Regions from separate parts of the Homo sapiens genome. Here all the other regions are linked to region 3. Evidence: read pairs that join two places in POLR2A ChIA-PET (ENCODE). Cell type or tissue: Panc1. All regions are shown on one strand.

Region 1 (2,500 bases), 110 kb after region 3:
AAGGGCACTTTTCCCACAGAGGGCAGCAGCTGGGCTGGGTTCTGCAGGGGGGGTAGGAGTTGGCCAGGCGAGCAGTCGAGCAGGCTGTGCAAAGGGCTTGGGAGCAGGTATAGCCAGAGCCTTGGGAGACTCCAGGAGATTGTGGAGCAGCTGTTTGTGGCCCGGGAGTGGAGTGGATGCTTCTTTCCTGCTGGTGTTTGCAAACCTTTCTATGCAGGAGGAGAGTGGCCCCCAGGCGGTCCCTGCCCTGGGAGCAGGTCTGCCCAGGGCCGCCTCCAACCCAAGGCCTCCGGCTCCCACTGGGCAGAGACCTGGACCTGCTGCCAGCCCTGCTGGAGAGAAGCTTCTGGAGGGAGAGCCTGGGGAGCCTGGCGGGAGGGAAGGAGGCCCTGGGGACGGCGGCCACCCCTCTCCCAAGCGCAGGAGCTGGCCAAGGGGGCCGGAGTGGGGAAGGGCAGAGAAGCCTCCCTGCCAGCCACATTTTACTCCTGGGATCATCTGGAGAGAGGCGCCCCTGGGCGGGGGGCCCCCAGGACCTTCTCCTTGCTGTGTCCTTTGCCATCCTCAGGGTGACAGGGCGGGGGGTTCCGACCTGAGCCCTCCCTGGAGGACGGTGATCCTGGGTTTCTGCCCGTAGCGCTCTCCTCCTTCGAGGCGGGAGTGAGGTGTGGGTCAAGGGGCCTGTGTGTGGGGGAGGGATGGCCAGGCTGGGGTTCTGAATCGCCAGAATGAACCCTTAGCCGAGTCCTGCTGATGGAGCGGGGAGGGCGGGATGGTGGCCCTGGATGTCCCCCCGCCCACCAGGCGGCTGTTCCGTAGGAGCTCTGCCGGGCTGTGTCCAGTGGGGGTGGGAGGGCAGCCCCAGGCTTGACCACCACCCCCCTGGAGGCCCCTCTGTATGTGCAGCGGGGCCATGGGTCCTGCCGGGCTGGGCACACTCCAGTGGGGCCTCGAGGGGCCTCTGGCTGCGGCCATGGGGGTGCAGGTGTGTTACTGAGGGAGTGGGTTGAGCACCCCATCTCACCTCCCCCCCCCCCATCTCCCTCCAGCCCGTTCATGAGCTCCGCCTCCTTCCTCGGCAGCCAGCCCTGCCCAGACACCAGCTATGCCCCCGTGGCCACCGCCTCCAGCTTGCCACCAAAGACCTGCGACTTTGCTCAGGTAGGAGCCCCAGGAGCTCACCGCGCCGTGGGGGGCAGGGTGGAGTCTGGGCCGCCCCTCCAGCTGCCCTGCGACCTCTCTCGCTCAGGCCTGCCTGGGACTCAGTGACCTCGGCTTGGCCCCTCGGCCGCAGGGTTTACGGTGGGGCAGTAGGAGCCCAGAGATGTGGCTTGGTTTTGGGGAAGAGCCAGTGACTGGCCCTTCGTGTCAGCAGTGAGCCCCGCCCAGCCCTTGGGGTCCCTGCGAGCATCTGGGCAATGCCACAGAGGGAGTTGCGGGGAGGGCGGTGCTGGGAGAGATGCCCTTGGCAGCCTTTGCCCCCACGGCCCTCCCTCTAGGCGGGTCCAGACACCCTGCACATTGGAGTCCCAACCCCTTAGCAGCCACCTGAAAACGGAACTCACATACCAAAGGAACAGAACTTTCCACCTCCTTCTCCCCAGGGTCGCGGGGAGGCTCCCAGCCTCCCACTGCGGCATCAGGCGGACCCCACCCCCACCCTCCCAGCCTCCCCCTTCGGCATCAGGCGGACCCCACCCCCACCCTCACAGCCTCCCACTGCGGCATCAGGCGGACCCCACCCCCACCCTCACAGCCTTCCCCAAGGGGTTCCCAGTGCCCCAGCTTCCTCTCGGCAGCTCTGGAGCACCCAGTGCCACAGAGATCGGCTTCCCTGGGACGGTTCGGATACCACAGCCTCCGTGTGGGACCCGGGGCCAGGGGCTGCTGCTGGGCCGGACCACATCCAGGGCCTGCCGGGGAGCGAGGGTCACCTGGTGCTCAGCTCCCCCAAGCCTCCGCTTCCCCTGTGTAATGGGCATGTGAGATCTGCCTGGGCCTCAGAGCTGTTGGGGGGATGGGCGCAAGCCGGCCAGATCCAGAGAGAAGCGGTCAGGTGTGGCTGCAGCAGAATGGAGCCAATTCAGGTCCCAGGGCTCACCCAGACCCAGGCCCTGCAAACAGCTCGCCGGGTGGACCCCGGGCCCAGTTTTCCCCACTCAGGGCCGTAGCAGAGCGGGGCAAAGCCAGCCGGACCCTGAGTCTGTGCTGGGGTGACCGCGTCCGTCAAGTCCGCCTCCCCAGTAGAGTCTGTGAGGGGACCTTCCTGGAAAGTAGGGTCTTTTTGGATGTCATTGGGTAGGGATCAAGATGAGATGAGGTAGCTCTGAAATCCAGCACAAGGGTCCTCAGAAGAGACAGGAGAGATTGGGAGCTGGCGCCACGCTGGAGGCCGGGGCTGGGGCGGTGTGGCCACAGGTCAGTTTCTCCTGGAGCCCCAGGGCTGGAAGAGGTGGGTCAGAGCTGTGGGAGGGAGCAAGGCCCTGAGACACCTTGGCCT
Region 2 (2,500 bases), 260 kb after region 3:
TCCCAAACTGAAACTCTGTCCCCAGGGGACACTCACTCCCCGTCCCCTCCCCAGCCCTGACGCCTCCTATCCTCTCCGTCTCTGTGAATCTGACAACTCTAGGGACCTCCTAGGAGTGGAATCAGACAGGACGTGTCCTTTTGTGTCTGGCGTCTCTCACTGAGTGTGATGTCCTCAAGGTGCAACCATGCTCTGGCCTGTGTCTGAGCCTCACTTATTTTATTTTTTTAATTTTGAGACTGCACCTCGCTCTGTTGCCCAGACTGGAGCGCAGTAGTGAGATCATAGCTCACTGCAGCCTCAACCTCCTGGGCTCAAGCGATCCTCCTGCCTTGATTTCCCAAGTAGCGGGGACCACAGGTGCACACCACACCTGGCTAAAATTTATATTTTTTGAAGAGATGGGGTTTTGTAGAGATGTTGCCCAGGCTGGTCTTAAACTCCTGTGCTCAAGCGATTATCCTGCCTCAGCTCCCACAGTGCTGGAATACAGGGTGAGCTACTGCATTGAGCCTTCTCGTTCTTTTACAAGGCTGAATAATATTCCACTGTGCAGAGGACTCGTGTTGTGGTGACCCATCCAACCGCTGATGGACACCTGGTTTCCCCAACTTTTTTTTTTTTTTTTTTTTTTGAGACGGAGTCTTGCTCTGTCACCTGGGCTGGAGTGCAGGGGGGCAATCTCAGCTCACTGCAACCTCCACCGCCCAGGTTCAAGCAATTCTGCCTTAAGCCTCCCAAGTAGCTGGGATTACAGGCACGTGCCACGACACCTGGCTAATTTTTGTATCTTTAGTAGAGATGGGGTTTCACCATGTTGGCCGGGCTGGTCTCCTGACCTCAGGTGGTCTACCGGCCTTGGCCTCCAACAGTGCTGGGATGACAGGCGTGAGCCACGGCGCCTGGCCTTCCCCCACTTTTTGGCTGTGGGGATGGAGCTGTTGTGAGCTTGGTGTGTGGATCATTTCAAAACCCCGCTCCTCATTCCCAAACCCCGCTCCTCATTCCCAAACCCCGCTCCTCATTCCCAAACCCTGCTCCTCATTCCCTTGGGTATATACCCAGAAGTGGACTCGCTGGGTCCAACCTTAACGCTGTTTAATTTTTTAAGAACCTGACAGAATGGCCAGGTGCAGTGGCTCACGCCTGTAATCCCAGCACTTTGGGAGGCTGAGGCGGGTGGATCACCTGAGGTCAGGAGCTCGAGACCAGCCTGGCCAACATGGTGAAACCCCGTCTCTACTAAAAATACAAAAATTAGCCTGATGTGGTGGTGGGCGCCTGTAATCCCAGCTACTTGGGAGGCTGAGGCAGGGGAATGGCATGAACCCGGGAGGCAGAAGTTGCAGTGAACGGAGACCGGGCCACTGCACTCCAGCCTGGGGGAAAGAGTGAGACTCAGTCTCAAAAAAACAAAAACAAAAACAAAAACAAACAAAAAACCTGCCAGACTATTTTCACAGTGGATGCCCCATTTTATGTCCGCACCAGGGCACGGGAAGGCTGTGGCTTCCCCACCTCCTCGCGCATGATGTTTTCTGCTCTCAGCTTTGCTGGCAGCTGTCCCGGCGCCCGCAAGCGCACCTCACTGTGGTCTGCACAGTCAAGCCCCGCCAGCCGCCAGGTCACCTGTGCACACCGGCGTCCCCGCTCGTCAACGCCTTGGCCTCCCCAGTCCCGGCGCCGTCCCTCTGAGAATCTGTGGGGCCTCCGGGGGCGGGGGGTCTGAACGATGACGTCACCACTGTTTCCATCGCACCCAGACCGGCAATTACGACGCAGGGTGGAGCCGCGGTGCCTGAGCACGTCTGGGAGCTCTGGGCCGAGAGGGTGATGACGGTGCGGGAGCGGGCGTGGAGAGGCACCGAGGGGGCTTGTGTCCAAGGACCCAGCGTGCAGGGGCACATGGAGGGAAACGCAGGGAATGAGGCGTGAGCTCCTGCCGCCCCCGCCCAGCTCCCAGCCGACCCGCCGGGGGACGACCCCTTTCTGGAGACAAGAACGTCGAGTCCGACCCGGCCAGGTGTCGCCTGTCTGAGGCCACCGGGCGATTTTCGGGCCCTGCCCCACGGTGAACTCTAACCCTGTTCTGCAGCCTGCGGAGAGGGCAGCCGACCTCAGCCCCGGACGGCCGCGTGGTGCAGGCAGCTGCGAAGTGACCTGGATGTTCGTGCCTGGCTCACCTTGGGCTCTTGCAGCGGCTGGAGCCGAGTCCGGGCCCTGGGAGCCCCAGGCAGCTGTCCCTCTACGGCTCTGCGCACCCTCACCCCGCCCTGGCACCAGCCACAGGGTTGTGCCGATACCCTTGAGTTGGTGGTTGGGGGTCCTGATTGGTGCTGGGAGGGAAATTTGGGAGCCTTTGGGTGGTGATGCGGAGGGGGGCAGGGGTCGTGGGAATGGCTCCAGGGGAACAGTAGGTACAGACCCAGGGAGATCAGCCAACCCCAAGGGACCCCCCAGCTGCCTCACCCCAAATCCGCGTGCTCCCCGCAGGCAGGAC
Region 3 (2,500 bases):
ATGACCTCCACTGACCTTCTCCTGCCCGCCCACAGCTCCGCGTCTCCCCAAGCACCGCTCACCTGTGAGATCACCGCCTGGCAGGGACGCCAGCACGGGCTCCCAGCCACAGGGCAGCTCCCACCCTGCGAACTCCAGCTCTTCCCAGGCCGCTCCAGAGGCCAGGCTGCACAAACACCTTGGCTAGTCTCCCCACCTGGCACAGGCCCTGTTCACTCCAACCACTGCCTTCTCTGAGCACACACCAAGTTGGAGCCCACAGCCAAGCAGCGGGCGGCCACGGGGGATTCCTGCCTCCTGAGTCCTCAACTCTCTTGGCCCGGAGCTCACACCGGCATTTCAGATTTTCTCCTTCCCCCTGTTACCCCCGCCTTGCCAACCACCTCCCTGTGGACCTAAAGCCACCACCTTCCGGGCACACCGTAGTTCCTTTTTCGTCTCTACCTCCCCCAGGGTGAGGCCGCCAGGGTCCCCATCGATCATCGATCCAACTCGACCGCCCCCCAAAGTCCAGGCCACGGGTCTAGCCACCTCCCAGATGTCCTGGCCGCCGCTCCCCCTCACCTGCTCTTCCTCTCTGGTCCCCCAAGTCATCCCTCCAGTGGCCGACTTGGGGAATCACCGTTTAGGGTCCTTGTCAGCCTCGCCTTTCCTCCCATCTTTGATTTTTCTCCACCAACTGACTTCCCGGTTGCCCCCGAAAAGCACTCGGTTTCACGTTTCCGGGCCTTGGCACACGCCGTGCCCCCTACCTGGCGCACCCTTCCCGCTTCCTACAACACTTGGCAAACTCCTGCTCCTTTGGCAAAGCCTCAGCCCCAAAGTCCCCCTCCTCCTAGCCTCCTGTCTGAGCTCCCCCAGCCTAGGGACCGCGGGGAGGCTGGGCCGGGGTCTGGGACGTGCAGTGGTGCAGGGGTGGGGGCAGCAGGAAACGCGTTGGCGTGAAAGGACGGGTGCACGTGAGCGTGCCCGTGCCGGGGGTCCACGTGCGGCGCCCCGGGGCTCGCCCCCTCTTCCGTCCAGGCCCCGCCGCAGCCGTCAGACCCTCGGCTGCGCCTCCCGCCCCCAACTTTGCAGACGCGCGGGGAGAGAGGCGGGGCTGCAGCGCCTCCGCGCTTGCGCCTGCGCACTCGGCGCTGCCGGGCTGAAGTCCCGCCTTCTGGAGGCTTCGTCGCGCTGCTACTGGGGCACGCCGATGAGCGAGCGGTGCGATCACCAATGAGGCTTCCCCGCTGGTGGGCGGGGCCTGGGCCGCGCGACGCGCGGACGGGGGCGGGCAGGGCGCCCTACCCGGGGTGACGTCAGGCTCCTTTCGCGGCGCGTTGCCCTGGAAACCGCGTTTCCATCCCGGCGGGTTTCCGGGGGCCGCCCCCTCCCATTCAGCTTTTTCCTCAATGGTTGGGGGAAGGGAGCGATCCAGGGCCGACCCCGCCCCGCGAGATCCCAGCGGTCCCTGCCCTCTTTGTGCCTCAGTTTACCTCTCCGTGCTTCCCTACGCACACTTGGCCTCCGCCTGCCGCCCCTCCGCCCGCTGCACCCCTGGTTGGGCTGACCCTACCAGGCCAGGGCTCTGAGCCTGGAGCTCCATACCCCACCCCACGCCCCCAGGGCACAGCCTTGACCCCTGGGATCCCCAGTCTGGGGTGGGGGTCGGCATCCCGAGGGGCGGGTCCTGGAGTGCAGGGGACGCGCCCCCCACCCTGCAGGCTACAGACACAGCCCCTGTGATTCAGCAGGTGCTTCAGACAACATCCTCCTTCCTCCTTCCCACCCCGCCCAGCGAGGGGGCGGTGGCGCCCTGGGGCCCTCGCCTTGACCCCAGGCCTGGCGTCGGTGACCCGCACCCCCACCCTGAGCCCCGAGGGGACATCCGCACCAGGGACGGGGCGGGGGGTGGGTGCCGCCTGACTGGGCATCCGCCTTCCTGCCGTGGGCGTGCGATGATTTGGGGTTGACTGGGCGTTGGGAGGGGCAGAGGGGTCTCAGGAAGGTGCTCCCAGGCCACTCTCTGAACCTGTGCCCCTTCCCCTGGGGGCTCCCGGTACTGGGGCCCCTAGAGATGGGATAAGGGGTGGAGGTCACATCATTGAACAAACACCCCAAATCCTCTGGGCCAAGTGATGTTCCTCTTTGGGCCTCTGTTCTCCCATCTATAAAATGGGAGCCCAATTACTTCTCATAGGCAACTCTTGTTACCTGAGGAAATACAGGTTACAAAATTTAAAAAAAGACATGAAATAGTGTTATTGCCTCATCTCTGCCCAGCCCGGACATGGGTGGAGGTGGGACCCCAGAGAGGACTCAGTCCTGGTGAGGCTCACGGGGAGCTCCAGGCTAGGGACAGAGAGAGGGAAGGGTGGGGTCTGCGGGACGGGGTGGACAGGGGTGGAAGGCGCAGGCTGGGGAAGTTCCCAGACAGCAAGGGACAGCCGGACCAGGGGTGTTCCTAGACAGGGGGCAAAGGCCGGGAGGTTTGGAGCTGAAGGCCAGGTCTGGGAAG

The links. Peaks named below come from ENCODE experiments on the same cell type or tissue, not always from the same donor. Only the 100,000 strongest peaks of a DNase experiment are listed, where the experiment ranks them.
Region 1: POLR2A ChIA-PET joins it to region 3 with 9 read pairs; 16 of 35 experiments call an interaction of 5 or more read pairs at or near these places.
Region 2: POLR2A ChIA-PET joins it to region 3 with 5 read pairs; 18 of 35 experiments call an interaction of 5 or more read pairs at or near these places.

What each region holds. Positions count from the first base shown.
Region 1 is chr19:1,145,970-1,148,469 of GRCh38, reverse strand. It overlaps SBNO2 (strawberry notch homolog 2), which reads left to right. Exons shown (of 32, transcript NM_014963.3): 4 at 1,050-1,161. Among named protein-coding and RNA genes, the nearest start is that of SBNO2, 27 kb to the left of the region's middle. RefSeq lists an enhancer at 1-678 and a silencer at 588-742. In Panc1, no CTCF peak of the experiment used is centred here; no DNase peak of the experiment used is centred here; H3K27ac peaks cover 1,177 bases.
Region 2 is chr19:995,792-998,291 of GRCh38, reverse strand. No RefSeq gene overlaps it. Among named protein-coding and RNA genes, the nearest start is that of GRIN3B, 3.4 kb to the left of the region's middle. RefSeq lists an enhancer at 1,197-1,816. In Panc1, no CTCF peak of the experiment used is centred here; no DNase peak of the experiment used is centred here; H3K4me3 peaks cover 505 bases.
Region 3 is chr19:1,259,706-1,262,205 of GRCh38, reverse strand. LOC105372236 (a long non-coding RNA gene) reads left to right here. Exons shown (of 3, transcript XR_936233.3): 3 at 36-412. It also overlaps LOC107985303. Among named protein-coding and RNA genes, the nearest start is that of CIRBP, 8.4 kb to the left of the region's middle. RefSeq lists enhancers at 1-295, 386-565, 606-835, 2,486-2,500 and silencers at 876-1,115, 1,126-2,045. In Panc1, no CTCF peak of the experiment used is centred here; a DNase peak (open chromatin) is centred at 1,235; H3K4me3 peaks cover 1,986 bases; H3K27ac peaks cover 2,107 bases.